2 separate regions of the Homo sapiens genome follow, and region 1 is linked to region 2. The links are chromatin loops, found by intact Hi-C in ENCODE. Cell type or tissue: Calu3. All regions are shown on one strand. Each heading gives the region's core, and the rest is flanking DNA. Links, peaks and the distances in the headings are about the cores only.

Region 1 (16,150 bases), core at 5,293-13,292, 320 kb before region 2:
TGCTAGCTCTTTGACCTAGATATATTATTGAAAGCTCTCTTTGCCTTGATTATCTGATCTACAAAATAAAGCAAAAGTAGTATTTCCCTCATTTTTATAACAATTTCAACATTTTTATAACAATTTCAATCATTGTTATAAAGATTAAATGACTTAATACATGTTACCTAGTAAAGGGATTAAAATGATATATGGTCCTGCTTATTCTAAATTATGCCATATTAGTAAACTCCTTAATAATTAAAAATACATGCATTTTTTCAATTATAAAAATATTTTCATTCAAGAATTTTAAAAAATACAGAAAGATATAAAAAAAATAGAAATCATTCAGCACTACCCACAGAGATAATCACTATTAGCATTCTCTTGTAAGTCATTTCTCTGCTAGCATCTCTACTTTCTTGTTAGCATTTGCCTAACACACCTTTCCTTATCACCCTATTTTTTATCTTTCAGGCTATGCCATGGAATCTCTCGAGTAAACATCATATAACTGTACTTTAATTCTGATGCAGTTTGAGAGTCTCTGTCTTCTAAAAAGACAATTTAAGTCATTTGCATTTATTTTGATAATTGTACCTAAATTTTTTTTATCTTACTAAGTAGTAATGCTTCCAGGTGGCATTAGCAAAGTGAAGCTTGAAACGTATTATTCAGCTTTTAATAATGAAGACTTAGGGTATTTCTAATCATGTTTTGAAATTGTGCCTAGAAAATGCATGCCTAGAACTACAGTCTATTTGGATATGGTTGTCTTTCTCAGATCTTACTACTAGTGAAATATTAGAAAACAGAAAAGTGCTTTTTATTTACTATGTTTTACTCTTTATTTACTATTTTTTACTATTTAGTATTTATTTACTATTTTTTACTATTTATATTGTTTCTTTGCTTTTTTCCCCTCTCCTTCCCTGCCTTTAGTTGAATTGTTTCTCTCTTGCATATTTTCTCCCCTTTACTGAATTTTAAATTTGCATTCTATTTCAATTGTTTCAGTATTTACTCTAAAATATTTAAGATGCATACTTAAATTTTGATTTTCATAACAAAGTAGAGAGTTGAAAATTTTATCTGCTCTTAAATAGGACAAGAGTCCTAGAAGCTAACACTCACTCTCCACATCTCACATTATCAAGAATTCCATTGCGATTTGAAATTCTCCCAAATTAGTTAATGGCTTAGATTTACCAACACATTTTACCAGTTTCTTTTCTTCTGATCATTTCTTATACCCTGTTCCTTCCTGTGGTATTCATTTTCCTTTTGGTTGGTTACATCCTTTAGTAGTTCTTTCAGAGGGGGTCTGTACTTAGTGAGCTTTTAGTTTTTATACCTTCGAAAGTCTTTTGTTTTAACTCTTAGATGATTGTTTAGCTGGGTGTGCCATTCTAGGTTATGTTATTTTTACTTGGTACTTTGAGGTTACTATTGTCTTTGTGTTCCTATTGTTGCTGCTGGTAAGACTCCTGTTGGTCTGATTTTTGTTCCTTAGAAGATAATCTTTTTCCTATTATAGCTTTCACAATTATTTCTTCCTTTTTCTTGGTGTTGTGTAGTTTCACTACAGTGTTTGTTTTGGCTTTGTCTTATTTAGTATGAGAGTTGATGAATTCTTTCAATATGAGGATTTATATCTTTAGTTCTGGAGAATTTTAATATTTATCCCTTTCTTCATTCTCTTTAGACTCCTTTTCTCAGATGACTCATATGTTGGACTTTTCATTCTCTTCTCTCCATCTAAATTTCTCTTATGTTTTCCATATTTTAACTTCCTGTGATACATTATAGGTTATTTCCTTAGATGTATCTTCCAGTTTATTAAATTTTTTCCTCTACATATTGCATGCTTAATATATCATTGTTTTATCTTTTAGTGATAGGGTTTTAATTCCACAATTCTTTGTCAAATTTTCTATTTTTTATAACATTTTGTCTCCACTATATGTAATCTTTTATCTTTTTCATCTTCTTGATGGTTATAAACATTTATTTTAAAGTTATTTTTAGGCTGTTTTATTATCACAGGTTATTTGGGTATAACCTTTTGTTGCCTTTACAAACTCTCACGGTATTGGATTTCTTTGCAATGTTTTCATTTGGGTTCAGTAGTAGTTATATATTTATAGGTTATGTGCTGACTTGTGGGAGGAATCCTTGTGGGGCAGTTATGTTCTTTACTCTGCCATGGATGTATTGGTTTCCCAGCTTTGGGCCAATTTTTACGTTAATGGGTTTGGGGTTTCCTTGTGGCTCAAAATTTGCCCTGTACTTGCAAGCCTCGCAGGGTAGGGAGTTTCAAATTGTTGTAGTTGACTCTGCTTCCTTAAAATAACTCTCGTGTTTAGGATAATGGGAAGAGGCTTTCCAGTTACAGTGGCCACCTTGTCTTGCTTCAGGGAGGAAGCCCAGGATTTGCCATCTTTTTATTTTTTATTTTTATTTCTTTTCTTTTTTTGTTTTTTGAGACGGAGTCTCGCTCTGTCGCCCAGGCTGGAGTGCAGTGGCGCCATCTCGGCTCACTGCAAGCTCCGCCTCCCGGGTTCACACCATTCTCCTGCCTCAGCCTCCCTAGTAGCTGGGACTACAGCCGCCCGCCACCACGCCCGGCTAATTTTGTATTTTTAGTAGAGACGGGGTTTCACCGTGTTAGCCAGGATGGTCTCGATCTCCTGACCTCGTGATCTGCCCGCCTCGGCCTCCCAGAGTGCTGGGATTACAGGCGTGAGCTGCAGCGCCTGGCCAGGGTTTGTCATCTTGATTTTCCGTGTCTATGCTAAAATCTGCCTCCACTACTTCTTCTGAAGGACACAAAGGCTTATTTTTGTGGCCCCTATAAATGTATTTTTCTTATTTTCGAGTCCAGCTATGGGCTTTGAAAATCTTCCTTAAATTTTATTTAGGCTTTCTAGATGTGTTTAAAGGGGGAAGAGAGACTTTATACCTCACCTCAATCTGCTATCTTGGCTAGAAGAGCCTCCCATTTTTTTATCGTGTTATTTTCTTTTCGTTAGATTTGGATTCTACTATATATGTTATTTTTTCACTTTAAGAATTTACTATGAGCCTTTTATTATTAATCAAAACCATAACTTTTTAGTAGTTATTTTCCACAGAATGGATGTATCATTTATCTAGGCAATCTGATTGTTGTATATTGAGTTGTTTCCATTTTTTTGCTATTATAAATAATGCTTTTGTGAACATCTTTATATATCTTTGTGAGCATTTCTGCTAGGGCTATCTTCTTGGAAGTGAAAAAAAATACCATATAACAGGATAGGATCTCCATAACTTGAATGACTGAAACAGTAATAGTGTGAAATGGATATGTCATGTGAATTCCAAACATTAAGAAATGATAGGTAAAAAGAGGATGGAAGTGCAACGAATTAGAACTTTATACATTGCAAGCTTCATATCTCTTTTCATTTAGTTCATTCATACAAGTATTAGACATTATGTCAAGTATAATAATGAATGGATGAGGGGATCATTAATAAGTCATGCTTACTGTTCTTTGGAATAGTAAAGGTGAACTCTCAATGAAGATAAATAGAACTACAAATAAAAAGGCAGACATAAATAAATATCTACTAAAGGTAACAAGAAAGTGGTATGAGATCTGAAAGAAGGATCTACTCAAATTGGAGATGGGACGATATCTATCAAATGACGATTAACTCTTAAAATGACAAAAAAAAAAAAAAAGCTCAGGCAACACATGAACACATACATGGTTATAGGAGAAATAATTGCCTCTGTTAATAATTTTGTGAGTATGGTTATCTCAACAAGAATTTCCTTGTAGAAGTGGATGGCCTTTTACCAGGGCTCACTCCCAGTCCAAATGGTTTGTCACCACGTGAACAGCCAGAGCAACACTACTAAGGTTGTTCTCTAGCTTCCTGACAGCAGCCTCACCCCAACAGTCATCCCCTCCTTTCTTCTTCCCACCAGAAAATGCAGTTCTTCCGGTTTTCTAACATCTTCCTACGCATGGCTCTATGCTTCAGAGGATGCTAGGCCCATCCCCTGCTAGGGGGTCCCAGTGAATCCAAGTCAATCACAGAGCATTCCTCTTGCTCATGACTGTTCTAGACAGAGACACGTGATGTAATTGAGGCAGGAGGAAAATCTTGCTGAAAAAATTGTGCTGTGAATTGAATGCTGTACCCCCACCAAAAAGAGATACATTGAAGTTTCTTGAGGGGTTTCTTGAAAAGGTTTCTTCACTGTTAGAGGAGGGGAAAGATAGGAGGTCCTTTATTCACTGGCCATTGTTGGGTCTGGATGCTGTGTTTGAAACCATTGTAGTCATCTTGTGATCAGTCTTGGGCTAATGTCAACACATGGGAGAAGGCAACCTTAAGAGGAAGAGGAGGAACTTGAAGGCTGCCCTGCCTAAAACACTGTGATAATAAATGCCCATATGGTTTGAATTATGTTTTCTATTACCCAAAGCCAAAATTTTCCTAACTGATGCAGAAGGTAAGCTGGGGAGGCTTCAGAGTTGTACCCTAGGATTCCACTGTGGCCTCAGGACAATGGCTGAAGCCTACTAAGGTGTCTCATGCAGAGGTGCAAAAAAGATTCTAGCTGACTTGGGCTGCTTTTCTGTCTATTGCCTTTGGACAGCCAGTGGAATAAGTGGATATTTGCATTCTTGTATCACAATCTCTTTCCAGTCCTCCCTTCTCAGCCTAAACATAGAGTTCCCAGCTGATTTTCCACAGGGTTCCCAGCTGATTTTTGAATGACCTAAACCAAGAAGACTATTGCTAGCACACAATACTAATCCATATATTTCTTATTCAATTCCTTTGCCATGAAAATTAGGGGAAAAACACAATAAAAATCACTTGAGGCCAAATATAATGAAAAGCAAAAACTTTGTTTTCAAATGTGAAGTGATGGCTTTTATCCTTTGCTGTTTTTCTGTGAAATTTTCCCTTGTGTCTTTGCTGTGTCTTGCTCCTCACTTACTTTTAAACTTCAAAAAATTTATTTCCTCAGCTACTCGGGAGACTGAGGCACGAGAATCGCTTGAACCTGGGAGGCAGAGGTTGCAGTGAGCCAAGGTCATGCCAATGCGCTCCAGCCTGGGCGACAGAGCAAGACTCTGTCTCAAAAAAAAAAAAAAAAAAAAATCCAAATAACACCTATTTCTCCTGCCAAAAAGTCATAATATATTAGGTTAAGCTGATTTTAGAACTTTAAATTTATAATTGGAGATGCATGTCCGTTGCAGTTTGAGGTCATCTGTAGCAAGTGACTGATTTTTCTAGTTTTTTTTTTTTTAATTCCCATATTGAAAGAATTCCAATTCATAATAAGTAGTTGCAGATTGAAGGATCTTGTTTGCTTATGCAGCTTGCTTTGCAATCTTTCATTTCTTATCCTAAATAAGAATGAAAAAAACCTTCATTCAATGTCTGCAGAAAAGCAAGCTAATTGGGTTGTAAACTCTAATGTATTAAAAGTTTCAAAAATGTTAAGACTGACCTATAATCTTGAGTATGCATGTTTTAAAACATCCATCTCCGAAATAAGCACTATTTAAAGGAAGACATTAAAATAAGAGTTTTTGTAATTCCAGAGATACCCCTGCACAGCCTGAATTTGAAGACCATTGCTTTCTGAAAGTCATTTTTGCAACACTTCTCACACCACATAGCAATTATTTGATAACCTTTCAGTCTCTCTTGAATTGCCGGGATTGTGTCTCATTTATGTCTGTATCTCTGGTGCTGAAATTTAGATTTAGGCACTCGGTTTTATTTTTACATGGCTGCCCCATCTTTAGAACAACAGAGTTTCCCAAGGCAATCTTCCTCCACATTGCATCTACCAAATGAATTTGTATCAGATTCCAGGAAATATTTCTCGGCTCATTCTGATCATTTCAGTTTATAAAAGACTAAGCTAAGGGTGGGTCTTAAGATCTAATAGTATATATATTCATATCCATTTATGGTAATTTTGATTCTCTTAATGCAGGAGATTAATAGATACTCATTGTGGAAATTTAGAAAGTATAGAAAAGTACAAAGAAAATCATCACTGTGAAAAGTTTGCATTTCCTTTCAGTCTTTCTTCTCCGTGTATATTATATAAATGACTTGTAAATCCTGCTTTTTTCCCCTAACACATTGTGGGCAGTTTTTTTTTTTTTTTTTTGCCATGACAAAGTTTTATATCTAATTTATTTTTAGAGATGAGGTCTTTCTGTGTCATGCACGCTAAAGTGCAGTGGTGCTATCATAGCTCACTGTGCTTCCAACTCCTGGGCTCAATCTCTCCTCTTGCCTCAGTCTCCCAAGTCACAGGAATTAAAGGAGTGAACCACTGCACCTGGAGCAAAAAGTTTTAGTAAACCCAATTTTATTTGCTTTGTGAACGATTCCATCTTATGAAAGTACTATTGTTTATGTAACCCATTGTTAGCCATGTAGTTTCTAATTTGCTTTTATAGACTATGCATTACTAATACTATGATGCTTTTGCATATGATACGTCAACTGTGCAAAGATTTATTTAGGGTAAATTCCTTAAGAAATACTAGGTTAAAGGAACAAACATTTTCAAGGTCCTTGATATATTTTTGCTTTAGATAAATTTATAAATGTATCTATGATCGTGGAGAAGAAATATCTATTTGGTTGCAGTTGAATCATTGTTGATGGCTCAGAAAACGAATCCTTCTATTAAGAATTTTTGGCCGGATGCGGTGGCTCACACCTGTAATCCCAGTACTTTGGAAGGTCGAGGTGGGTGGATCACTTGAGGTCCAGAGTTTGAGACTGGCTTGGCTAACATGGCAAAACTCCATCTCTACTAAGAAATAAAAAAGAAAGTTAGCTGGGTGTGTGCTGGCGGGTACCTGTAATCCCAGCTGCTCAGGAGGCTGAGGCAGGAGGATCACTTGAATCCATGAGGCGGAGGCTTCAGTGAGCTGAGATTGCACCACTGCACTCCAGCCTGGGTGACAGACCAAGACTCTTTCTCAAAAAGAAAAAAAAAAGAATTTTGGATGACAGCAAAAACAAACAAAAAACCCACTAGGGTTAATCAAATCAGGTGGATAACAGGACCAGGCCACCATGCTATTTAAGAGAATTGGCTTTCAGACACTGTGTCTTGGGTCTCAGCTGCTTGGATATTCTATCATGCAGGGCCTTTTGTATCCCTGGTTCTTGCCAGATTTACATATCCTGAATTTCATTTGCATGTGACCTTTTCCTAAAGAGAAAGGGACAGAGAAGTTGGCCAGGGATACACTCAAGAACCAGCACCCATATCCTTTCTCACAGGCTAACCTTGCGTTCTGGTTGGAGGAAAACAGCCTTTAACATTGAACACAGCAGTAACAAACCTTTTTTCAGATCATGTGTGCAGAAAGGCTTCACAGAGTGAGATCATTGTTTGGTTTTGGGGAAAGGATAATTTGCATAAAAGGAAATGTTGAAATAGAATTTTTATATATTTAAAAAATTTAACCTATTTACCCAGAGGCAGAAATGATCTGAGGCATAGAAAAAGACAGGTAATTTGAAATCCATGCATTATTATTCTATTTAAAGTTAAATCTTTCTTCATCTAGATCATATCAGTTTAATTCTAAGAGAAACATCCAAGGAGTTTGAATGATTTTTTTTTTAATGTAAAGAAATGACACTTAAAAAGAAACAACAACAACAAATCGGCTTTTCACAGTGGTAGATTTGCAGCTGTTGACTAATCCCATAACGAGTGGTATTTACCCACACATTTTCCAAATTAAATATGGGTATATGCTGGCTTGGCTTAAGATCCTACAATACAGACACTTTTCCTGCTAAGGAAAAAAAATTAAAACCAAAACTGCCCTAAGGATTACAAGCACTGAGGGAGAGGTGAGAATAAAAAAGCCACAGAGAGAGAATGTGTGTGACCCTGTAGAATATCCACTTAGGGGAGAACAGGGAGGAGATCGCAGGGGTGTTCTTAGAATACTGTAAGTGCCTGAGGATTGCTTAGGACATCTGATCAATTATCCTGAACAAACCATGCTTATATTACCAGGACTTGGGTACTAAACATTGCCTGAATGGCGAGCACTGACGATTGTTCTTTGCTAGGAGGTATTGGGAATTCTTTTTTTTTTTTTCAGTGCTATTTTCTTTTTCTTTTTTTTTTTTCCAGAACTGCTGTGTAATTTTTATTTGCCCTTTTCTTTAAATTTCTTTTCCAGATAGTAAAAGAACATTTTTAGTCTTCAGTTTAATTTGGATTCAGTTTATTACAGTTTTTGAAGACAAGAAATTAGTCCTGCACTGGGCTAAAACTTAGATTGCTAGAATGGCCAGCCATAGCATGTCCCCCCAGCCTGCAATTTTTTTTTTTTTTTGAGAATCCCATTAAATTTTATTCAGGAGTCCTTTACCAGCCAAATGTATTGTTTCCATGGACACAATTAATGGGGAAAGCAATTTATAAGACTGATGTAAAAAATGAGCACTTCATCAGCCCCCCTGCTGGTCACATTTAGAGACTGGAAGAAGGAAGTGTGCTCTTGTGGGGACGGCACAGCTCTGTGGTGGAAAGGAGGTGGAACAATGAAGGCAGAAGTCACAATTTTCTTTTTCAGTGGAAGGAATTACCCCTTAAGACTTTATTGGGAATTGGGAAATGCCACTAAATGGTGATATCTTTTCACCCATTTTGTATTTACAGAATCTACTCCATGACAACCTTAAAAAAATTCCTTAAAAAAAAAAAAAAAAGATAACCCTTCTCATTTAATTGCTGGAAAAGGTTTTCAGGTATTTGGCAAAGACAGGTAGACCCAATCTGGAATGAAAGCCTCGATGAACTTAACTCAGTAGCTCCTAACTATTGCTAATTTCCACCACAACACTTAAGTTTTGAGTAGTTACGACTGGGTCGTCAAACTTTCTCTTGATTAGCATCTTAATTTATTGTTCAAAATACATACAATGAGGCTTTATCAATATCAGCTCATTTCATTTTCCCAAGTATTGAAGTGAAAATACAAGAACCACAAAGCAATTTCCTGGGGATTTAAGAATCCTGAAATTCTACCACCCACAGCCCAAACCCAGAGCAGAAATCTAGAGAGGTTCCTTGAAAAATTCAGGGCCCTATTGCACACCGTTCCCAAGGCACTTGAATGACTATTAAATTTTTTCGAGTCTACTGTAATTTGGAGAAGAAATGAAGCTGGAGCAATTCTGTGTTCCATTCAGTATTGTCGCTCAGCTTGTGATAAAGAACGTTGCCCTTTTCCTATTGTGTTTCTAGAAGTATAATGGGATAAGCCAACACGTAAGAAAAATAAGAGTGTGAGCAAGTATATTTTAAGGTGCATAAATACAGTTTAATTGCTTATAAGCAAACCCATTTAAGAAACTATTTGTTTATATTTTCAGCCCCAGAGCGATACTGTTTTTTTGAGGTTGCCCCAAAGAGTTGTCAAAAAGCTGTTTTTCCCTGCAGAGGGCAGTGTACCTCTATAAAATACACCCAGTCCCCAGCAGCATTTGAGCGTAGAGAACAAGTATGTATAATTATTTTTTAAGCTGTGAATGTAAATAATTCGTTTTCTTTTGGATGAGACTATGAGGAAAAAATCTTCTAATATTAGAAAATTATAGATTGTGTATAGCTCTATGTGTGTGTTTTCCTGTCAGCCTTTTATATATTGTCTTACCAGTTTTTTAAGATTGAAGGCATTTTTGAATAAGCATTGAGCAAGAGAGATAACAAACAAGGTCCCAAACACAGAGGGAAATGATAATCGGGAGAATAAGAGAAACCTCAGGCTGGGTTGTAGATTAAAAATGCATTTATAGTAAGAATTTGAGGGTTTGCCAATTGCACCAGAAATGCAATGAAAGTAAAACATACCACCTGATGTATTTTCTTAAATACAGAAATTAATTTCAGTTTAAGGAGGTTTCTATCTGTGGCTGGAGATATTTAATCTGAAAAGGGAGAGAAAATAGGTATTTATTCCAGTCATATTTCTCTCCTGTTTGATGTACGTCTCTGTCTGAGAGAGGAATGAATTAAATAGAGGCCAGTAGTCCAGAGGAGAATCGGACCTTTTCAAGAAGAGGCGCTGAAACGCCTATAACAGAGGCACAGATAAATACGCGACAACAGAATTCCCAAACAGTTCAATCGTGGTTTTCCAGGACTTTAAAGGAGACGTCCCACTTTCTGCAGACCCTGGAAAAAGTGCTTAGAGATATTGTTAAGGCTTCTTCTAAGGGTGCACGAGAAAAGTGATCAAGTTGCAAAAGCTCATTTCAATACATCAGCTTCAATGGGCAAAACAAATCACCTTCCTGATGCAGAAATTCATAACCCCCCCAAAAAAATTAAGAGTTTTTTGTTTATTGAAAATCAACAACAACAAAAAAGAAATGTGTAAAATAACTCTTTAAAAATACAGTAACTAATATAAGGGGATAATACTCAAAAACTTATGTCTTGGGAATATTCCAGGAATCTGGAGCTCACACCAATTTTCACGTTGTGAATGCAAGTTTGGAAATACCTTTGAGAATTTCTTTTGCTGCCTGCCTGCCTATTTACTTGCAAGCATTTTCTCCATTTCTTTTTCAAAGCAGTTAGAAAATGTGAGTGTGTGTGTGTGTGTGTGTGTGTGTTTGAGAGAGAGTGTGTGTGTGTAGATGATTTTGTGAAATGCCATTTATTTATTTGGCTCTCACTACCTAGTTTTTATTAACGGGCAATTATATAACAAGATAATGTGAGCACAAAATTTATTGTCTCAAAATGAAGAGGAGGAACTGTGAGTGGTTCAATTTTTGAAACTTGCGTTTTTGGCGCTGGCTCTCAAATCATGCAGCTTTGTAGTCTGCGATTTATGACGGCTGCGGTTGAGCCAGGTGGAGCAGGAGCCGCAAAACGGCAGGACAATTACTGTAAGGAAGGATCATAGAGAGGCCTCTGTCAGTTTCCAACGTGAAATTTAATCAGGTTACATAGAGTGATGTGATCTATGTTGTTAGCCCATTCTGAAACTATTTTGAAAATATAAATTATAAACCTTTCAAAATTTAAAACATAGGGAGAGTCAGAACTGCATATATTACTGTCCAGATGTTTATTTTTGCAGCCATGAATTTTCATATAAGCAAGTTTATTTTAACCAAATGACCCATTCTATGTTATGTGGATATTGCACATATAATCATGGCTGTTAGTGTCGACTATTAAGAAAGAATTTCATTTTATCAAGTTTATTATGATCAACTAGCCTATTCTTGATCTTGATGTTGACATGGTCCTATCATCATTGCCAAGCCCAACATATAACTCTTTTCCAGAACTATAGAATAATTATAAAATGTTTATATACACCAAGCTAGCTTATCTTTGAGGGGTATGTTTTCCTGTGCTGGCATTAACAGTTAAACATTGCCTTTGCCCTTTAATCTAAACGAATCTTAAAAAGTTATTTGTGCCATATCCTTTTGTTTGAAATGAACACTGCTTAAAACTCGTTGAATATGAAAAATTAAATATAACAAATGTGTAAAGTATTAAGTTTTCTAGATATTTAAAGAGTTATCAAGTTAAACTGGTTATTTTTCACTAAAAATGGATGACTTCCAACCTGAGAAATTCATGTGCATTTTGTTATGAATATTGATACAACTGATGAAAATGGTGTACTCTGTGTATCTATATGAAGGGATGTGTGCATGCACATATATAATGCATAACACCCTTTTCTACCAAAAAATATGCTTAGTTCCTTCCATGGCTAATGAAGTACACTTAATCAACTATTTATAAATTAATACCCTTGCCAAAATATGTTAACTTTTATGGCCTATCAAGTGTACCATGCATACTATGAAATAATACAGCAGGGTTCACCCAGTGCCTCCTGACACCTTGGGAACAATGGGTACAGAGGAGTGGGTGGGTGGCTTTTACATGGCTTGAAAATTTACAGAATCTTCCAGCTCGTATATGTGTGTGTTATTGAGTGATCTTACCACGTTAATTTTTAAAAAGAACTGTTGAGAATTTTAAGTATACCTTTACATTATGAAAAAGCATTTCATAAATATTTCTAAATTTTTTTTCCCTGCCATCTCATGAAAATTCAATTTAACTAACTTTCACATTTGATGGGAAAAGCAGAAGCATCCAGCACTGTGGTCACTGCTCTGTCTTGAGTCTGCGTTGTACTGGGTTTTCTTGCCACCTTCCACAGCTGAGTGCAAAAAAACACAGTGGGAGCTCTGATTTTTTCAGCCATTCTATATCTTTGTTGCTGCTAGACTTTAATTCTGCCCGAGTTTATAATATTTGTGTTTGCTCTTATTACACCGAAGAAATTCCTTGGAATGCCTACTCACTTTCTCCCTATTCCTTTCATTTGCAGATGAAAGGCAAATGCAGATTTTTAAAAAATAAATAAATACAATATGGTTAGGACCATTCATCACACTCTCTGTCTGCTGGGTCTTTGTTTCTGCTTCATGCTGTGTGCATTACATTACATTTCTGAACCTGTTGTGAGTTTTTTTTTCTTTTTTTAGCACTTTTCTTTTGTAGTTTATTAAAAATATTTTCAGTCAGCAGAAATCCCATTGGTTCTTCTGGAAATCTTGCCTCACAGGCCTTTGCAGGACAAGAACAGATTGTCTGGGGCCTAATTCTGAGCATTGTTTTTTTATGAGAAAATCAAAAGTATAATTGTTAAAACCCAGTGTGTCCTTTTATGTCTGCAAAGGAGAATTAAATTGCTGGTGGCAAGGCAACGGGAGGGAGGGAGAGAGAGAATGTGAGGCAGGCCCTCTGGAATTGAGAGTTTGTGGTTGAAAGTAAAGGTGAATAGCCTTCAGAGTGTATACAAGTGAGTATACATTTGGCAGGTAGATCATGGGACCCGGTGAGGACAGTGCAATGAGAATCGAGAAGGAATACATACAAAACCACGGTCTCTTTGGCTATTGCGTTTGTTGCCCTCAGATTCTTTCTTAAAAGTCCCATTTTGCAAATGGTGGGTACAACTTTCTGATTAAAACTTAGAAGATGGAATATCAACTACTTAGCAACTTTGGTCCCATCTGAGAAACAAGTCTTTATATGCTTGGGGACTTTTTACTTAGACATGTGCTTTTTTCTAATCTTGTTCATAACAGGACTACGCTAGCTCTTTGACCTGTGCTTTTATTTTTAATTCTGGGAGGAAGAGCTGGGAATTTCAGTTTCATTTGCGCTAATCCCACTTTATGGACGTGATAACTAAATGGGGTGTCTTGATTTAAGACTTGCAGCATGACTGTTCTAGGTTCCTGAATTCAGAGTAGTTCTAAGACCATCCCCAGTGGTCTGTCTTCCCCCAGAATATTCAGACAATCTTCATTTTTGCCAGATGACGTATAGTATCTCTGTATTTTAGGGTGCAAATGCAAGACCCAATAGTCCATGCACACACTTCATGTTCTGATTTTAACTGGGATGCAACAAAATAGACTTAAACAACAAAAGAGAGCATGTTGTGAATCCTGACAAAACCTCGTGGTGTGGTTTGGCGGACAAATGGTTAAAATATACACTCATTGGAGTATGAAGGCAGTTCTTCTCGGCTGTCAGATAGTTTGACCAGTGTCAGGCTATCCCGACGAGAGCAGCATACCTTCATTGCATCATAAATAAAACAGACAAATTACTTTTTTTTTTCCCTAGGATGGAATAAGCACCATAGAGGGGGGAGGGAAAAGGATTAAGGGGGGGGGATCGGTGATTTGGAGGGTGTGTGTGTGTTGGGGGAGTGAAGAATTAGAGGGGAAAGAAAAAAAAAAAGAGATCCTTTCAGCCCCTCTATGAATCTCGGCATGGCAGCCGAGAACAATGAGAAAACCAGGCAATTACCTAGAATCCTGTTCTCTTATCCAGACATAGAAAATATATTCTTGCACCAGCCAGCCTTCCCTCCCCCACCCTGGCCCACCCCCTCCCCTTCCTGTCTATCTCATTCAGTTCTTTCGAGGAAGGCCTAGCAAATGGAACAAAAGGAGAAGGGCTTCTGATGATGGCCCACTCAGGCAGGACTCGAGGGCCCAGCCTTCCACATCTGCAGCGGGAAACCTTTTTTTTTTTTTTTACATTCTGTGCCCTTACAGACTTTGGTAACCTCTGACGTTGTAGCAGAGAAAAATGAGCAGAAAGGCAGTTCACAGCCTGAACTCTTTTTCCCCAATTCCCTGAAAATCAAGGGGTGAGGACAGTAAATCACCTGGCCCAAGTGCACCAAGCCGGACACAGCCCTTTGGCCCCTGGGCACTCTGCCCTAGGGTGTGACTGGAATTCCGGGCTCTCAAACAGCTTTACCCAGGTGCCTTCCTGAATTCCACGGAGGATTTCTGCTTTGTTTCTTAATTGCTGGAGTCCTGCAAGGGGTTGCCCCCTGCGCAACCTTGTCCTTTGATGGGGGGGACTGGTGAATGAAGGTGCAGGTTGCATTGGTGATTTGGAAGGTTTTACCAGAGTGGCTGGGAGTCTACCCTTGTTTCTCTCCTTTGCTTTCTGGCCACAGCACTTAGGACATGTTTAGAAGGATGAAGGGTAAATAACTCATTCCCTCCTTACACTTGGAATGTGTGTGCCTCATTATTATTTGCTGAACAGGAGCATTTGATTAACCAGTCTGTTGAAGAATAACATTTAAGTAAGCATATGTGTATGAATCCCTGTCATTTATCTTCCTAGGTGGCAAGAGTAGACCTATATATAATTTCCTGAACCCTACATCTACCTCCGCCCACAATTGGGAAAACTTCTTTTGCGTTGTCTGAACGGTGATGGTTTATCCACCATTCACACTTCTTGTCATGACCAGTAGTTCATAAAGTGAGATAGCTGCCTGGGCTTAGGGTGTGGTTGGCAGCTGCTTACACGAATTCCTCTCTGCACACTTTACAGTAGCCATGCAACCGCTATAAAAAGTGGCATACCCAGGCTTTCCCATGGCAATACTTACCCAAGATGGTGCTAGAAAGAGACTTACGTTTCTTCTTGATAAAACAATTGGCAACATTTTAGAGGCTAGGCGATTGCTAAGACTACCTCCCTGCATTAGCCAAACAATGCTTGTTGGCATTTGTTTACTTATTCACCCTTTTCTTTTAAGTAAGATAGATTTACTGGAAGACTGTTGTTTCCAGTGAGTGGTGGTGTTTGGTTTCAAAGTGGATGCAAAGTGCTTTGACATGTATTGTGCCTTAAAGTGTGATTTACATCTCATGTTATGTAGTGTTTACCGTATTTCTTTTCACAGCCTGGTTGTTAGTCATCAAAGCCTGGAACCCTGGTTTGGACTGCTTTGTATCACCCCAGGAGATCTAAAGGTTTGGTGCTGGAGCCCGGCTCAAAGTCCAATCTTGCCTCTTGAGTTGGTGTGACATCAGGGAAATTGATAACTCTTCTACTTAAGCTGAGCCTCAACTTGTCTGTAATTGTGGGGACAAAAATCCACCTGCAGTCTGGTGAAATGTAATAAAATAAAAGCCTATCATAGCACTTGGTAAACTAGCAATGTTAGCTGTAGTTCCTCTAGTCTCTACTCATAAACATTGGTTGATGGAGGCCTCAGTTGAATGACAATAAGCCTAGCCTAAGCAGCTGTTTTCTCAAGGGAGTTGTATGGTTTAGGAAAAGCTCCTAAAAATAGAGATACTTCTGGATAACTACTCGAAGGTATGTTGGAAGATGACAGTACTTGACTTAGAAGTCACCTGAAACAGCTTTAAATGGCCAGATAGAGCTTTCTCCCTTTCTCTTTAGAAGTCACATCTGAATTTAACCTCAGCTCCAAAACTCAGTGCTAAGGCAAACTATAAAATAATTACATGAATGAGTCCCTAGTGCAGTCTGAATGTTTATATAGCAGATTCATCATTTAAAAAAACTGATACTCCTTAGTAGTGCTTCCTCAGATATCTTGACCAACTGAATTGGACCGCCTTGAACGCCTCTTGAGTGTTTTCCTTTCAGGGTTTATTTGCTGCTCTCCATCACAGATGAGCCTTCCTTAAGTGAAATCACCTAGCTTCCCCAAATTGAATTTCTATCAACTTTGTGTTTTAACAAAACCTCA
Region 2 (16,150 bases), core at 3,308-11,307:
GCTGCCTACTGTATTTTGAACTATCTTCTCTGAATGGGAGATGAGAGAAAAGAACTTCTGCATTTGAAAGAAGTTTAATTTTGCTGGCTAAAAATCAGAGCCAAGAGTGAGAAGATTTCCTGGTTCATAAAGTCAAGGTTAATTTTAGGAAAATAGTGCTGGCGTCTCAGATAGCTTGAAATTGAATTCTGACAGTTGGAAGCTGTTTAATGCACTCTTCATTTTTCACAAGCTCAAATGAGCAATGTTCAAGGCATCATCAACCAATCGAGTACCATATCACCCTCCTTGGTTTCTTTGAATCTGTCCAGAACAGAAGTGCCTACTTATTGTCCACTGCTCCATTAGGATGTAGGTTCCATGAAGGCAGGGACCTTGTTCATTTTGTTAACAGCTATAGGCCCAGTACCCAGTTGAGCACTAAGCATATAGGAAGTGCTTACTAGCTGCTGAATGAGCAAATGGATGAATAATGTTCTGTTTTGTTTTGTTTTGCTTTGTTTGAGACAGGATCTCTCTCTGTCACCCAGGCTGCAGTGCAGAGACACAGTCACAGCTCACTGCAGCCTCTACCTTCCGAGCTGAAGCAGTCCTTGCACCTCAGTCTCCCGAGTAGCTGGGACTACAGGCTTGCATCATCACATCTGGCTAGTTTTTGTAATTTTTGTAGAGACAGGGTTTTGCTATGTTGTCCAGGCTGTTCTCGAACTCCTGGGCTCAAGCAATCTGCCTGTCTCAGCCTCCCAAAGTGCTGGGATAACCAGTGTGAGCCATTGTGCCTGGCCCACTAGTGGTATTGTTTATAACTGCTAATAATAATTTCCCTTAGGCATGAACAGATTCCAGAGTTGAGATATTGTTCTCATGGAGCCAGGGTCCATAGCAGGAGAACCAAACATCGCTTCCTTGCCTGCATCTTTGGGACTGCTGAAGAGCAGATGGTGCATGGGTGGGCATGCCGGTTAGGAAGAGGGCTTGGGTGGGCTTCACAGTCCAGTTAGGATTTCTGTTTATTACAGATTCAGATCCTAGCTCACTAATACAGATAAATGGTCAGCAAATCCAAGGACTGGGGAATCAAGAGCTGACACAGGGCCAGACAGGATGATGTAAGAAAATATGGAGGAAGAAGGCTGGGTGGCTCACACCTGTAATCCCAGCACTTTGGGAGGCCAAGGTGGGCAGATCACCTGAGGTCAGGAGTTCGAGACCAGCCCGGCCAACATGGTAAAACCCCATCTCTACTAAAAATACAAAAATTAGCTGGGTGTGGTGGCTCACGCCTGTAGTCCCAGCTCCCTGGGAGGCTGAGGCAGGACAATCGCTTGAACCCGGGAGGCGGAAGTTGCAGTGAGCCGAGATCCCGCCACTGCATGCCAGCCTGGCGACAGAGTGAGACTCTGTCAAAAAAAAGAAAAAGAAAGAAAAAGAAAATATGGAGGAAGAAGAACTTGGTTCTTCTTATGGAGGAAGTGGTGAACTGGGAAACATAGACCCTGCCCAGAAGCATTCAAATTCAAGTTTTAAAAATATTATGAGGCCAAATAAAACACTTCTGTCAGCCACACGTGGCCCCTAGGCTGTCACTTTACAATCACAGAATAAATCCAGTGCCTTATTTTTCTGATGAAAAAGTTAGGGATATTAACTTGGAAGGACAACAGATAAATAATCTGTTCTTTTCTGAACAAGGAGAACAAAAATGAACCTTGTACCCTAGATTTCCTAGATGTTTTCATGCTTTTTGCAGTATTAATAATTATCAGTAATCGTTTGTTGAAAGAAATGGCTCACTGTAGAAAATTTGGAAAAAATGGAAAAGTATGAGAGAAAACAAAACTAACTATACAATTATCACACAGGGATAACCCCTTTTTCTAGTGGTTATAAGTAGCAGTCTCTTAGAGTTTTTCCAATATATCCATAGAGTCTTATGGACATCACAGAATTATAGAAAATTGAGGCCGTGCCATAAAATTTGTTTCGTTTAACTCAACATTATAGTATATTTTCCTGCATCAATAAATACTACTTTAAAAGCATGATTTAAAAGGGCTACATGACATTTTATCATATGAATGGACCAAATTTTATGTCACCATTTAACAGTTAGCTACGGAAATGGACATTTAGGTTCTATATAATTTTTCTCCCTTTTAAATGATAGCGAGATAAAATTCTTCATACATACATCTATAGGTAATTTTTGTGATGTTTATGATCAATTCCCTAACACTGAAGTATATTGCCAAAGAGTGTAAATATTTTTAAGAGTGTTGATAAATGTTGCCAGATTGTCACTCAGGAAGGGTGTTCCTTCGTATACCCCTAAAGCCCGTGTCCACAACTCTTTTTCCACACTAGAGATTGTCGTTAAATAATGAAACATGAAACTTTGCCAGTGTGTTAAAAAGAAATTGCTATAATTTTGCCTTATTTTCCATCTCATTGATTATTAGTACTTATTGGTCCATTATATTTCTCCTTTGTGAACCTTATTTTGTTGAGATTGCCTGTTATTCTATGGGTTACTCATCAATTTCACAGATATTTATTACATGGCTTGTAGGTAACAAGTACTGTTCTTGTAGTGGAAGATAGCCGTGAGAAAAACAGCAAACATCTGTTGTTTGAAGAATTAAATGAAATAACTTTAGGAGGCGGAGGCAGGCAGATCACCTGAGGTTGGGAGTTTGAGACCAGCCTGACCAACACGGAGAAACCCTGTCTCTACTAAAAATACAAAATTAGCTGGGCTTGGTGGTGCATGCCTGTAATCTCAGCTACTCAGGAGGCTGAGGCAGGAGAATCGCTTGAACCCCGGAGGCGGAGGTTGCAGTGAGCCGAGATCGCGCCACCCATTGCACTCCACCATGGGCAATAAGAGCAAAAAATAAAAAAATAAAAAAATAAATAAATGAAATAATGCCTATAATACCCTTAACACTGTATTGCCTGACTCATACAAGATTTCAGCGAGTTATTTTCCATCATTCTTGGTGTAATTGTAAGAGTCTTATAATAGTAGCATCAGCTACTATTTTGGGAGCAGGTTGTTTCTAGAAGTTTTATTGAGTTGGCTAGCAATGACCCAGGTGTTCCTAAGCATGTGTGTGAACCTCATATAAATACATTTATCAAAAGCCAAATTCAGTGTAACCAGATTCCAAAATGCTGGTGACCACGCAGGTGCCACCTGACATAATGGGAGGAATAACTGGGCCAGCGTGAGAAGAGACAGCAGCCTGATCTCACTGCTTCACATATGTTACTTTTGCAAACTTTGCCAAAACATAGATTCTTACTATGGTTCACCTTCCTCTGGGTGGGATAGATGATAAGTGCTTGACTGGTATCACTCAGACTCAATACTCAGATGGGATCATTGAAGCACAATTAGAAAGTGAAAGTTCAAAGTGACCAAGATTCTTATTTATCGTTCTTGATACACAGGGAGATTTGAATCCAGTGTACACTGCCTGTTGTAGCTGAACATGTGACATCAAGGGTGACAAAGAATCAGGCAGCCTTAAGCAGAAATACAAGTTTAATGGAACTTAAACCTTACCCTGATGTAATACATTTCATATGATCTGACGGAGGAGGGCTGGTTTTTGTTTTTAAACATGATTCAGGCCAGGCGCAGTGGCTCACACCTGTAATCCCAGCACTTTGGGAGGTCGAGGCGGGCAGATCACGAGGTCAGGAGTTTGAGACCAGCCTGGCCAATATGGCGAAACCCCGTCTCTATTAAAAATACAAAAATTAGCTGGACGTGGTGGTGTGCGCCTGTAGTCCCAGCTACTCAGAAGGCTAAGGCAGAAGAATCGCTTGAACCCAGGAGGTGGAGGTTGCAGTGAGCCGAGATTGTGCCACTGCACTCCAGCCTGGGTGACAGAGCGAGACTCTGTCTTAAAAAAATAAATAAATAAATAATAAATAAATAAATACATAAACAAACATGATTCAGCTCATGGTCTGGCTGTGTAAGGTAGCACCATGTGAATTCCAGGTCTCCTACCCTCAGCTAGATTTTAGTCCCTCTAAATTTGTCCCTTTGCAAATGTCCCTGCCAAACAGGAGCAGGGAGGGAGAGACTTGTGTGCTTGTTGTTGTTTTTATTTAGTTTTATTTTTTGAGACAGAGTCTCGCTCTTTCACCCAGGCTGGAGTGTGATGGCAAGATCTTGGCTCACTGCAACTTCCACCTCCTGGGTTCAAGTGATTCTTCTGCCTCAGCCTCCCGAGTAGCTGGGATTACAGGTGCCTGCCACCACGCCCGGCTAATTTTTATGTTATTTGTAGAGACAGGGTTTTGCCATGTTGGCCAGGCTTGTCGCGAGTTCCTGGCCTCAAGTCATCTACCCCCTTTGGCTTCCCAAAGTGTTGGGATTACAGGCGTGAGCCACCGTGCCCAGCTCACTTGTGTGCTTTTAAGAGTAGGTTCTTGTATTTGGAGAATGGAGAGATGGAGGGGCTGGGAGGAGTGGAGAAAAGATAACACGTTAGGGTTTGAATTTGTATGAGAATAAACATCCTTTCAAGGAAGCACCACTTGGAACAAAACATCACCACATCCTCGCCTGTAACCAAGAGCAAACAGGCCGCTTTTCATTCTGCATAGTGATGGCTGTTGTGCTCTTTACACCAGAGCCACAGGCTGGAGGGCTGCATGCAAAGTGTGGGTAATTGTGCAGTTCTGGAACTGCACAATGTCCGCCTCTGGAACAATGTCTCGTAAAAATCTTAAGCGGCTATCACTTTTCATGGCTAATGAACTGGGGAACTGGGAATGAGATCTAGAGCCAATTCTTGGATTAAGTCTTCTAAGCCTCAAACAAGGCTGCGTTTAGGAACTGGGGGGAAGAGAGAGGTCCGAACTCGGAGATGAAGGAGAGTAAGCTCCAACCCTCCTCGGAGCCTAGCAACCTGCTTGAAGAGCTCACCAAGGACCAAGCAAGTGGGGACATGAATATCAAAAGGCTTGTTTGAGCGTCAAAAATGCATTTAGTGTAGTTTTCCATGTGATTTCTAAGAGGCTTGTTCTCATCTTAAGAAATATTTGAGGTTAGGTATATTTACATTCACATGCTGATTAGTAACCAGACAGTGGTGGCCTCCAGTGACCAGTGAGGAGGGCACTGGGGCAGGGAGTATCAGGAAACTTCTGGCACAAAGGGAATAAGTCAAATGGGAATCGGTGGTCTCTGTTACAGGTGGGTGGTCTTTGGAGAAAAGAGTTTCAGGGCAGATTCCATCCTGTGATGCACACATACAAGTAAGTAAATAAATAAGCAAACAAATAAATGCATGTCCTGTTTCTTTTTATTCCACACTAAAGACAATATCTGCAGGTGCATTAGCCCCCTGGGGAGAAGTGACAGCAAGCTAGAGCCCAGGTATAACTGCGTTCAGAATAGTTCAGGTAGGTCCCAACTACATCTCTGTCTTTCATCTGGTTTTCTTCTTGAGATACTGCAAATTTCCTTTTCTTCTTTTATTTTTTCTGCTGTTCTATGGCGCTTGCACTCATTTCCAAAGAAGGATGTGAACATTCTTTCATATGGCAAGGTGAAAATAATTTTATTTTCATCGCTTCCCTTACCTCCCCCTACCCCAACCTTATGATGGATTTACTTGAAAAAAAATAATGACGGGGCTTCACAAACTGGCCTGACAGTTGTGATGCAGAGAGCGAGCCGGCTGAGTAGGGACGGTGAGGCATCTCTGTACCTATTATGGCAAAAATCGATAATGCTTTCTGTAAATTGCTCCTCCCAAAGGAGCCGAACAAATGCAGAAGACAGGGGAAGCCATCACTCTGTGTGAAGGCCCTGCACGCTCGGACCGGTTCAATTATGAACAGGAGGGCGGTTAGGTCTGTGCGTGCGTGCATGCGTGTGTGTGTGTGTGTGTGTGTGTGTGTGTGTGTGTGTTCAGAGTAAGAATTCTGGGGGAGAAGGAACTTACTCATCATAAAATTTTAATTGTTCTCTTAGGTGCATCCTTCCATCTGTCCTTGAGAGGTGGGAGGTCCTGAGTCCTAGAAACCCTAGAAAATCCTTTGGAAGTTGCAAGGGGTGGATTAAGGAAAATAGCCCGTCTTTTTAATTGCGATTTCCTGGCCAGCAGCTTAATTGTTGTGGTGCTTTTCTAGAAACTCCCTTATCCTGGCTGTGGAAATTACATGCTGAATCTGTGGCTGTAAACAATCTTGTATATTTGGGCTGTGTTAGAATTTTCTTTACGTTCCAAATCTCTCATTTTAGTGATCTTTGAAAAGATAATATATCACAAATCCCTTGAGGGACATTTTTTTTTTCTGTAAGTTTATGACTCCTTCCCAGCCACCCATTCCCTCCCCTAAACTGCAAAAGAAATGGAAGTCATTTCCATAATGATGGTTCTTGTGGGCCATGGCTATATTTACTTTTTTTCTTAGCAGGAGGAGCGTAAAACTTAATTACTGCCATGAAACACAAGTTGATGGAAATAGACAAAAGACGTCAATAAAATAATTTTTCAAACAATGTGTAGGGTTAGGGAAATGGAGCACCTGGAATGCAAAGGTTTTATGCAGGTGGTTGTTTAAAAAATTAAGATGTAGAGGAAATATGCTGTTAGAAAGACCACTGGATTTGGAGCCAGGAGACCTAGAGCTTTAAAGACTAGCTATGGGCCAGGCACAGTGGCTCATGCCTGTAATCCCAGCACTTTGGGAGCCTGAGGTGGGTGGATCACGACGTCAGGAGTTCAAGACCAGCCTGGCCAAGATGGTGAAACCCCGACTCAACTAAAAGTACAAAAAAATTAGCAGGGCATGGTGGCGGGCACCTGTAATCGCAGCTACTTGGGGGGCTGAGGCAGAGAATTGCTTGAACCCTGGAGGCAGAGGTTGCAGAGAGCCGAGATCGCACCATTGCATTCCAGCCTGGGCAACATAGCGAGACTCTGTCTCAAAAAAAAAAAAAAAAAAAAAAAAAAAAGACCAGCTGTGGTACTTGCTAACTTGATGATCATAAGTTTCGGCCTCAGTGTCTTCATCTATAAAATGGGATGGTGACACCTCCATAAGCTCTCTCACAGGTTGTGAGGAAGTTATATGAAAATCCATTGCCAGCATGAAGTTGTTATAAGGATGTAAATTATTGTTGGCATTAAAGAAGATACGCAAGTCTACGTCCGTGTGGTAATTGAATGAGACGGTCAACTGGGTCTGTTCATAGCCATACTATGCCAGCATGCTTGATTTCATTTGGATGCTCTTCACTTTGATGCTCTTCAGTGAGGTCAATTTCCTGTGGGGCATGAGGCTCTAAGAAACCTAGGTCTCAACCCATGTTGAGGTCAAGCAGGCACGTGATGGGAAATGAAACTGCAGGGATGCCGGCAGTCAGAATTTTAGCCGAGAACCATCATGTGACACAAGTACAATTTCTAGTCATCCAGCTTGACCCGAGCAGGCAGATTGGGAGCAGATGCTATATGCTCAAATGAGAGGTAGCTGCAACTTCATGGGGGTAGGGAGGGCAGAGAAAAAGGAAGCATTTTTAAAAGGCAATGAACGATTCTCAGAGAGAGAGAGACCCGGACTTTATCCGAGGAGATGAGACTCTAGCATAGTTTGCAGTTGCTTTGTTAACCTGTTTTTGTTTAAATGAGCGGGAGCAGGACTAATAGATTACCATGTGAGAGGAGCTGGTATGAATTTCTGAGCAGGAAAGTGAAAAGCAGCAAGGAACAGATGATGAGACAAAAGGGAGACTACACCAAGACTAAAGTTTTGGAAAGGAGGGGAAGTGGATATTTTGGAAAACATCAAAAATAATCGTAGTCTTCATGACCCAAGGAAACCACACAGTAATGGTGGAAAGCATGTTCTAGCTGATCAGGAAGTTGGGAATAGATGCTAACACACATGTTGAAATGTTAACACACACGTGCAGACGTCTCCATGCCATAAAGCATTTGAATACCCAGGCAGGAAGAGAATCGGGAGATGGGGTGATTCGGAGGACACTGGGCTGGATGGAGACTTGAGGACACAAATACCTTAGGAAGACATAAAGCTAGTGGAATCCTACCATGCTGCTAGGACTCCCAGATCTAGCCAGTCTCTGTAGAGAAAGCATCTGAAGTTGAGGCAAATGGAGTCCCCTAACCCGTGCTTGGGAATGGAGATGTGTCCTTTCCAAGGGAAATGTTGTCTGACATCTGCCCCCTGCTGGAAGCAGCTGCCTTGCTTCCTAAAGATGGGGGAGAGCGAACAATTGCAGGAAAAAAAAATTGACCTATTAAAGTCAATAAGCCCAGGATCCTAATGTATCCAACTGCATCTGAATAGCGTATGAAAATTACCAAAATTGTCTTTTAAAACCTACTGATGTGGGTCACCCAAGCAGCATGCTCCCAGTTGTTAATAATTAATACTGAGCATCCTAGGGAGGAATCACTGTGGATAATTGTAGCCAGTAAGTACGAGTCTGGCAGCCCAGTGTGCCGCGGGTCAGAAAAGGGCAGTGAGGAAGGGATCATACATCAAGCTGGTGCCAGCCGCTGGGTATCGGTGATCTGCTTCCTCTGGCTGTACTTATTCTTCTGATGCGAAAGCCTTCTAAACAAGGCTGTGAATTGGTTTTCATGCTCGCATTGACAGATTGGGAAAGCAGTTTGTTCTACCAAATTTAACAATGATATATCATTATCACAACTTTGGGGGAAATCTATAAAATCAATAAGTTTGTAGCCTGAACAGGATTTGTATCGCTCGCTTGCTGTGCTGGTGTCAAAGCGTGAGCATATGGATTGAGTCACAGCCTGAGATCAATGGAATTTGTGGACAGTAAGCTCAATAACAAGCCCTTCTGAAAAGAAATAGATGTAAAAAGCAAATTTACTAGAGTATAAAAAAAAAAAAAAAGCTAATATCTTTTCTGTGCCTGGCTGTAAAGTGCTGTTTGGCTGCCGTTGGCTGCGGGTACTTTGAAAGCTGTCTGGAGTATGTGCCTGCAATTCCGAATGCTGCTGCGCCAGCTTCATGCATTGCATGGACAGTTGGGTGCTTCTATTTGCAGGGTTTGTGCTAGGAAACTCGCCAAGAATAGGAGGAGGAGGAAAAATAGCCCTTTATATTATAAACTGAATAAAGAATAAAAACAGTCAGTGTGTCTGCTGGGGAAAGACCACGGTGGCTTTATTTACTTTGTGCTGGTAGGACTTGCTAATGGAGAAAAATAAAAAGGCATAATTAAATAGTTTAATGAATTCGCAGCTCTTTTGTTTGAGTGGGACGGGAATGCATGTTCCGGAGAGGCCTCACAAAAAGCTTGGCTGGTAGTGAGTTAAAAGTAGGAAATCAGTTCTTTGAAGGCATTTTTATACTTCATTATCCCAGCATGTAAAATGACTTGTACTAAACGATTGGGGATTTTATTTTTCACTCTCTCTCTCTTTCTCTCCTTTTTCTAAACAAAAGAGAGCATGGGGTGGCTGGTGTCTAATTCCACTCCAGGTTCCAGAGCTGGAGATCAGCCCATTACCAGGCTGGTGGGCCAGCTCCTGCATATGGGAAAGTCCAGGGCTCTGAGCAATGCGGAGCCCCCATCAGCAGACAGCCCACCCTGCAATGTACATAGGACCTCAAGCTAGCGCAAATGGCCTGTAGTCTCTCCAGCATGAGGCAAAGTTATTGCCTATTGCTGGGCCACAAACTGGGGTGTCCTTTATGTTGTGTTTTCTGGGCAGCCAAGATTATATATCCCCCCTCTTACGGTGAAAACAAAGAAATACCTAGGGTGAAGGAAGCTGATTTTGCAGAACACTGATGCTGATTCTCAGCCCTGACTTGGTTTCCTTTTGTACTGTGGAGAGAATATGCTCCACAGTACAAAAGAGGGCAAGTCCTTCAGGAAGGCCAGCTGCTTCCAGACATGGCCACCTGCCCTTGCTCTGGCCACCAGATTCCCATGCTCAAAGAAGCCAAATGGGCACTGAGAGGCTCATAAGAGGTAGGCATGTCCCTCCAAATCAAGAGTCACACAGGGCTTGTGCTCCCTGAGCAAACTGGGAGAAAATTACACCCGAGAAGGATAACTTTAGCCTGCAACCTGGGCAGGGGCTGGGGAAGGGTCAGAGATTTCAGAGGCCTGGGTTTGAATTGAGATGTTCCCTGATAACCCACTGAGGAGAAGGCCCCAAGGAGAGGACAGCCTTTGTCCCCAAGGAAGAAGGGCAGCTTGGACATCTGACGAGGAGGCAGGCAGAGCTTGGTGGCAGAGGGCAGCCTGGGATATCTCTGCCCAGGCACGGGCCTTCGTTTTTTTTTAAAACTGCAGCTGGTTTGTTGAGCACAAGCTCAACCTCACAAACTTGGTGGCGACAAAGCTGGGGAAAATAAGGCCCATGATGAACCGGGGGTTTTCTTAGGCTCAGGACCAGACCTCACCATTCCTCCCTCATCTCTCCATCCTCCGTATGAGCCACAGGTATAAAGAGAGCAGAATGGTTGTTTATTCAGTGACTCGATGATTTCAAGTGATTGATGCATTCCTGCTTTCTTTTGCTTCCCCTTCTTTCCTGCCTGGGCTGTTTGGGCTCAGGGTTTCCCAGAGAGTGTGGCCAGGGCCAGGGCCTCAAGGGCTGTAGGTGGGGCTGGAGGGCCCCTTTATAGATTTGCTGTGAGATCTCTTCCAGCCAGAGAGAGAGCTCTCTCCTGAGCCTCCTGTGGCAACACTTGGAAGGTAACAGGAAAACAGCCCAGCTGAGATGGCTCTAGGTGACACACCTAATCCATCTTTGGAGGGGAAAGGCCCTCTTGGGTCTGAAAATAATTATTGTTTCTTTCCATCAGCCTCTTATTTTTTCTCCTCTCTCTGTGTCTGCTGTACTTGCTTTCAGTTTTGCTTCCAAATCTAGAGGTGCAGTGTGATTTTCTGGCTGAGTGGTGTCTGCCTCAGTCATATATCTGCACCCCCACTTCAGAAGACTGCTTCTTGGTGACCCCTTGGCTCTGTCACCTCCAACATATGGAGTCAACTGCCAGCAGCGGGCCATTTCCATTCAGTGATTTTGCCAGATTCAGAGATTTGCATTTATAAAGTCTCTCTCTGCCTTATTTGCTTATAACAAGGCTCACTGTTCGTTTCTTGTTAAGTTTTATCTCATAAACAAATATTACTATGGGAGTCCCAGCCAATAATTATTAAATCCTGACTTCTTTTTATTTTCTTATACCGAGAATGCGTTGACTATAAATGCACAATTTAAACTTCACGGGATGGTTTTTTTTTGGCCCACCTCTCTGGAGAGTAGAGGGTCCATCTGTGTGTGGGGACTTGAAATATCAGACCCATATACATAAATATCAGACAGAGAGTGCATTTTGGGGAGAGGGAATGGATACAGTTAAACCCTTCAGTTAAATAAAACAACCCCCAAATGGACAAGGTCTGTGTTCTTTCGTCTTCTTTGATTTGGGTACTGAAAAGCATGAAAGAAATTCCTTTCACAATTAGCTCTAACTTTTGAATTACAGCACGTCTTTCCGTATAATGACCAGGCTGTGCAGTAATTTACAGCCAGTCCCTGGCCTTGCTGAGTAGCAGGGAAATGCTGTGGAAGTGACTGTTAATATTGATCAGTGAGGGCTAGAGAGAGTTGGAGACCCTCAGCACGGCCACTTAAAGTGGGCAGGAAACCCAAATTGACCAGTAATAAAGTGTGTGAGGTTGTACAAGGCGACTCCTGGGAAACTGCTGCTCCGAGAAGGGAGGCCGGGGGTCGAGGGGGAAGCTGTCAATTATTCTTGTTTGATGCCCAGTTACTGAGCAGGACACAGCGGCTGTGAGCCTGTGGCCAGAGACAACGGGAGGCAGGTGCTGGCGGATCCTGCTGGAAAGCCACCTTTGTCAGTGTGGGAAGCCAGGTGTGGGTCTCTCTCTACATTCCATGGAGGTTCAGAGAACTGAAGCTCACCCATTGCAGTGGCCTAGTTTTATTTTAGGGAAGGGGTAAAAACTCAAGCGGTGCAACCTCTCCCCGACTTCTGTGTGGACAACAGTTGATGACTGAACTTTGGTTTTGGTAATTACTGGAGTTACGGGTGCGAAAGAATAGAATCTGAGAAAGACAGATTTGGGGGTGAAAATTAGCTTCTGTTACAGGCTTTGGACATAGTTAAAAATGGGTAAGAGGGAGGCTGTGGCTTTTTCCTAAAACCTTTAAGTCTCATTTAAAGTGACCACATGATCGTTACCATTTACAGATCTTTAATAAGTATAACAGCTAAATGGGAGGCTCTGATTTAAATGCTTAATGCATCCATTCATTTATTTAATTTTTATTTCTTAATTGTTTTGTTTTGTTTTGTTTTTGAGACAGAGTTTTGCTCTTGTTGCCCAGGCTGGAGTGCAATGGCACAACTCACTGCAACGTCCACCTCCCAGGTTCAAGAAATTCTCCTGCCTCAGCCTCCCGAGTAGCTGGGATTATAGGCGCCCGCTACCACACCAGCCAATTTTTTTGTATTTTTAGTAGAGATGAGGCTTCACCATGTTGGCCAGACTGGTCTTGAATTCCTGACCTCAGGTGATCCACCCACCTTGGCCTCCCAAAGTGCTGGGATTACAGGCATGAGCCACCACGCCCGGCCAAAACCTATGTATTTATGATGTACAACTTGTTGTTTTAAAATATGTATACATCATCGAGTGGCTCCATTGACCTAATAACATAGGTGTTATTTTACATACTTACCATTTTTTCGTGTGGGGTGAGAACATTTAAAATCGACTCTTTTGGCAATTTTGTAGGATACAGTACATTGTTACTGTCTATAGTCATCATGTTGTACACTAGATCTCTTGAAGTTATTCTTCCTAACTGAAATTTTGTATCCTTTGACCCACATTGCCCTAAACCCTCACCCCCAACCCCCAGTAATCACCATTCTACTCTCTACTTCTATGAGTTTGACTTTTTTAGATTCCACATATAAGCGACATCATGTGTATTGTGTTTCTGTGCCTGGCTTATTTCACTCAGCATAATACCCTCCAGGTTCATCCACGTTGTTGCAAATGAGAGGGTTTCCTTCTTTTTTAAGGCTGGATAGTGTTCTGTCGTCTATATAGACCATTTCTCTTTTTTTCTTTTCTTTTTTTTTAAGAGACAGGATCTCTCTCTCTCTCTCTCTCTCTCTCTCTGTCACACAGCCTAGAGTGCAGTGGTGCAATCATAGCTCACTTTAACCTCCAACTCCTGAGCTCAAGTGATCCTCCCACCTCAGCCTCCAAAGTAGCTGAGACTACAGGTGCACCCCACTAGGCCTGGCTAATTTTTCTTTTCTGTAGTGATGAGGGTCTTGTGCAGGCTGGCATTTTCTTTCTTTCTTCATCTGCAGATGGACTCTTAGGATGATTTCATGTCTTGGCCATTGTGAATAATGCTGCAGTAGACATGGGAGTGTGTATTAACCCAAAACAACCTTGTGGAGATAGGTACCGAAGAAGGTCAGGAAATGACACCCCAAAATATGCCGCTTTACAGATCCTCCAAAGGAAAGTAATTGTCATGGATTCCCTCCCCAGGCACCTCATCAACGAGGGAAGATAAATACGTATCATGGGAGAGGAGACGGAAAGTGAGCGCCATGTCCAGGCAGACTTTGTTATGCTCTTTCTCCTATTCTTCCGAGAGCCCATTCATCTTTTCCCAGATTTCCTCTCCCCTAAGTTACCTACATCCCCCGCTCCTGTCCCCTACAAAGAGGATAAATAAGCTTCTAGATCTCACTGTGTTTAGGGGTATTCACTTTTTTTTTCTGTCCTGCCCCCATGCACATGATAAATCTGTATACCTCTTCTCCTATTCATCTGCCTGTTATGAGTTTATTTTATTGATTCAATTACAGAATTCTCAGAGGGTAGAGGAAAAATATTCCTTATTTCTTATTATAATTCCACTGAGGGAATGGAATGTGATAACAGTTCTGATGGTAATCCTACTACTTAGGAGAATGAACTAGAACATTCTTCTTGGGCCAAGACCAAGCTATAGATGAAGAGTTTGTGAGAAATATTTCTTTTACCCCCAGTAATTATTTCTGGAGTAATAGATTTCCTTTAATGAACCTGTGTCATACAACATCATTTGGGATTTATGTTATTAACCTTCCAATTCACTGAGTTTTTGTTGCTTTTGTTTTACATCAGCGGTGTATTCTTAATTGAGAAGTGAGTGATTTAGTTAAAGTGAATATTGAATAATCAACTAAAAATAGATGATTGTCATCAATTTAGTAAGATTAAAAGATCAAAAAGTATTGATAAAACGGAGACTTCAATGATTTCTCCAGTAATTCTACTTTCTGTGTCTTGCCATATGGTCACTCAAGGGTTGTTTGCTAAGTTACAAATCTCATGCACAACCATTTGGGAATTCTTCCAATAATTGTAAATACTTCCCCCCCCCACCACACCCAAATTATGAAACATTTCAAATGTACCACAAAAACCACAGGGATTAACATCTATCTCTACCACCCAGCTCTGCCAAATCTGAATATTTTGCCACAGTTGTTTCAGACCATTTTTTTCTATAATATAAAAAGTTTCAAGTCCATTGGAAATCTCCTGTGTGTGCCTCTTCAAGCTCTCAGTTCCTTCCTCCCCGCTCCTCCGTCTCCCAAGAATTAATCCTTCTTCTGAATCTGCTATTTATCATTCTCCACTTTTTTTTCTTGCCCATGTTTGCCACTTTAAATGGCATGTAGTTTTGTTTCTCCTGTTTTTTTTTTTAAATTTTATTATTATTATACTTTAAGTTTTAGGGTACATGTGCACAACGTGCAGGTTTGTCACATATGTACACATGTGCCATGTTGGTGTGCTGCACCCATTAACTTGTCATTTAGCATTAGGTATATCTCCTAATGCTATCCCTCCCCCCTCCCCCCACCCCACAATAGTCCCCGGTGTGTGATGTTCCCCTTCCTGTGTCCCTGTGTTCTCATTGTTCAGTTCCCACCTATGAGTGAGAACATGCGGTGCTTGGTTTTTTGTCCTTGAGATAGTTTGCTGAGAATGATGGTTTCCAGCTTCATCCATGTCCCTACTTAATGTTACATAAATGTTATCATAATCTAGGTCTCCATCCACAACTTGCTTTTTTCAGTCCTCATTACATTTTAAAAATATACCCATGTTGATATGTTTAAGACTTGAACTATGTAGTCTATTCTGAAGGCCTGTTTTCTAAGTAAATTTACCATCATTCCCTCAGACTATGGGTAGACATGTTTTGCTTGGCTCCAAGTAAAGGGGTTACCCTGGCTGGAGAGTGGTTTCAGCTTAAATCACAGGGAAAGAGCAAATACTGAGGAAGTTAGCCAGAAAGGGACTTGTAAAAATTGGCTGATGACTTCAAATAAGTTGAATTAAATATTTAAAAATCTTTGATGAATTCAAGACATAGTGAGTTATGTAATAAAGTATACTGGCTGCTCAATTAGCTTGTTAACTCCTAATTTAGTTTTATCCAGCTTCTTTGATTTAAAAACACAAAACATTGATTCAACAAATATTAAACTCCTACTGTGTGCAATACACTGCCAGGGCCCTAAAGGAGAAAGAAATCGTTAAAGTAAGAATAGCAGAAGACAAGTAACTCATGGAGCAGTCATAATAAGCAATGCAGAGGAGGCTGTGTGACAAAGCAGTTTGCTCATTGAAGCAGGGTTCTGGGTGGAGGGTGGGGGAACGGAAGATGATACACTGAAAAATTGGCATAGGAGATGGCTTTTGAAGGATGGGGAACTATGTTTCTCATAAAGAAAACATCTTTGGCAAAGACACAGAGGCAGAAAAGCTCTAGACTGTTATGGGACCAGCAAGTTTAGTTCATCAGATCTTCTGGGGCATGAAGGCGAATAGGTGGGAAGGGCTGTGATGAGAGATTGGGCTACACCACGGAGAGCCTTGAATATTATTTCAAGGTTTCTCCGCAGTAGCCCCTGTGATGCTCTTCAGGGCCATGGATGAAAGATGATTCCAGAAATGATCAGAAATGATTTTTCTCTTTTTTTTTTTTTTTTTTGAGATAGAGTTTCGCTCTTGTCACCCAGGCTGGAGTGCAGTGGTGCGATCTAGGCTCGC

Evidence for each region. Peaks named below come from ENCODE experiments on the same cell type or tissue, not always from the same donor. Only the 100,000 strongest peaks of a DNase experiment are listed, where the experiment ranks them.
Region 1: it touches region 2 in a loop (4-fold over the local background); 2 of 110 quality-filtered maps call a loop at or near these places.

What each region holds. Positions count from the first base shown.
Region 1 is chr16:74,028,401-74,044,550 of GRCh38, reverse strand. No RefSeq gene overlaps it. Among named protein-coding and RNA genes, the nearest start is that of PSMD7-DT, 180 kb to the left of the region's middle. RefSeq lists an enhancer at 14,904-15,782. In Calu3, for the core only: a CTCF peak has its summit at 8,462; DNase peaks (open chromatin) are centred at 8,540 and 9,510.
Region 2 is chr16:73,706,398-73,722,547 of GRCh38, reverse strand. It overlaps a transcript of ZFHX3 not described here. Among named protein-coding and RNA genes, the nearest start is that of TRK-TTT1-1, 240 kb to the right of the region's middle. RefSeq lists an enhancer at 8,064-8,358. In Calu3, for the core only: a CTCF peak has its summit at 8,198 (motif pointing left); a DNase peak (open chromatin) is centred at 8,227.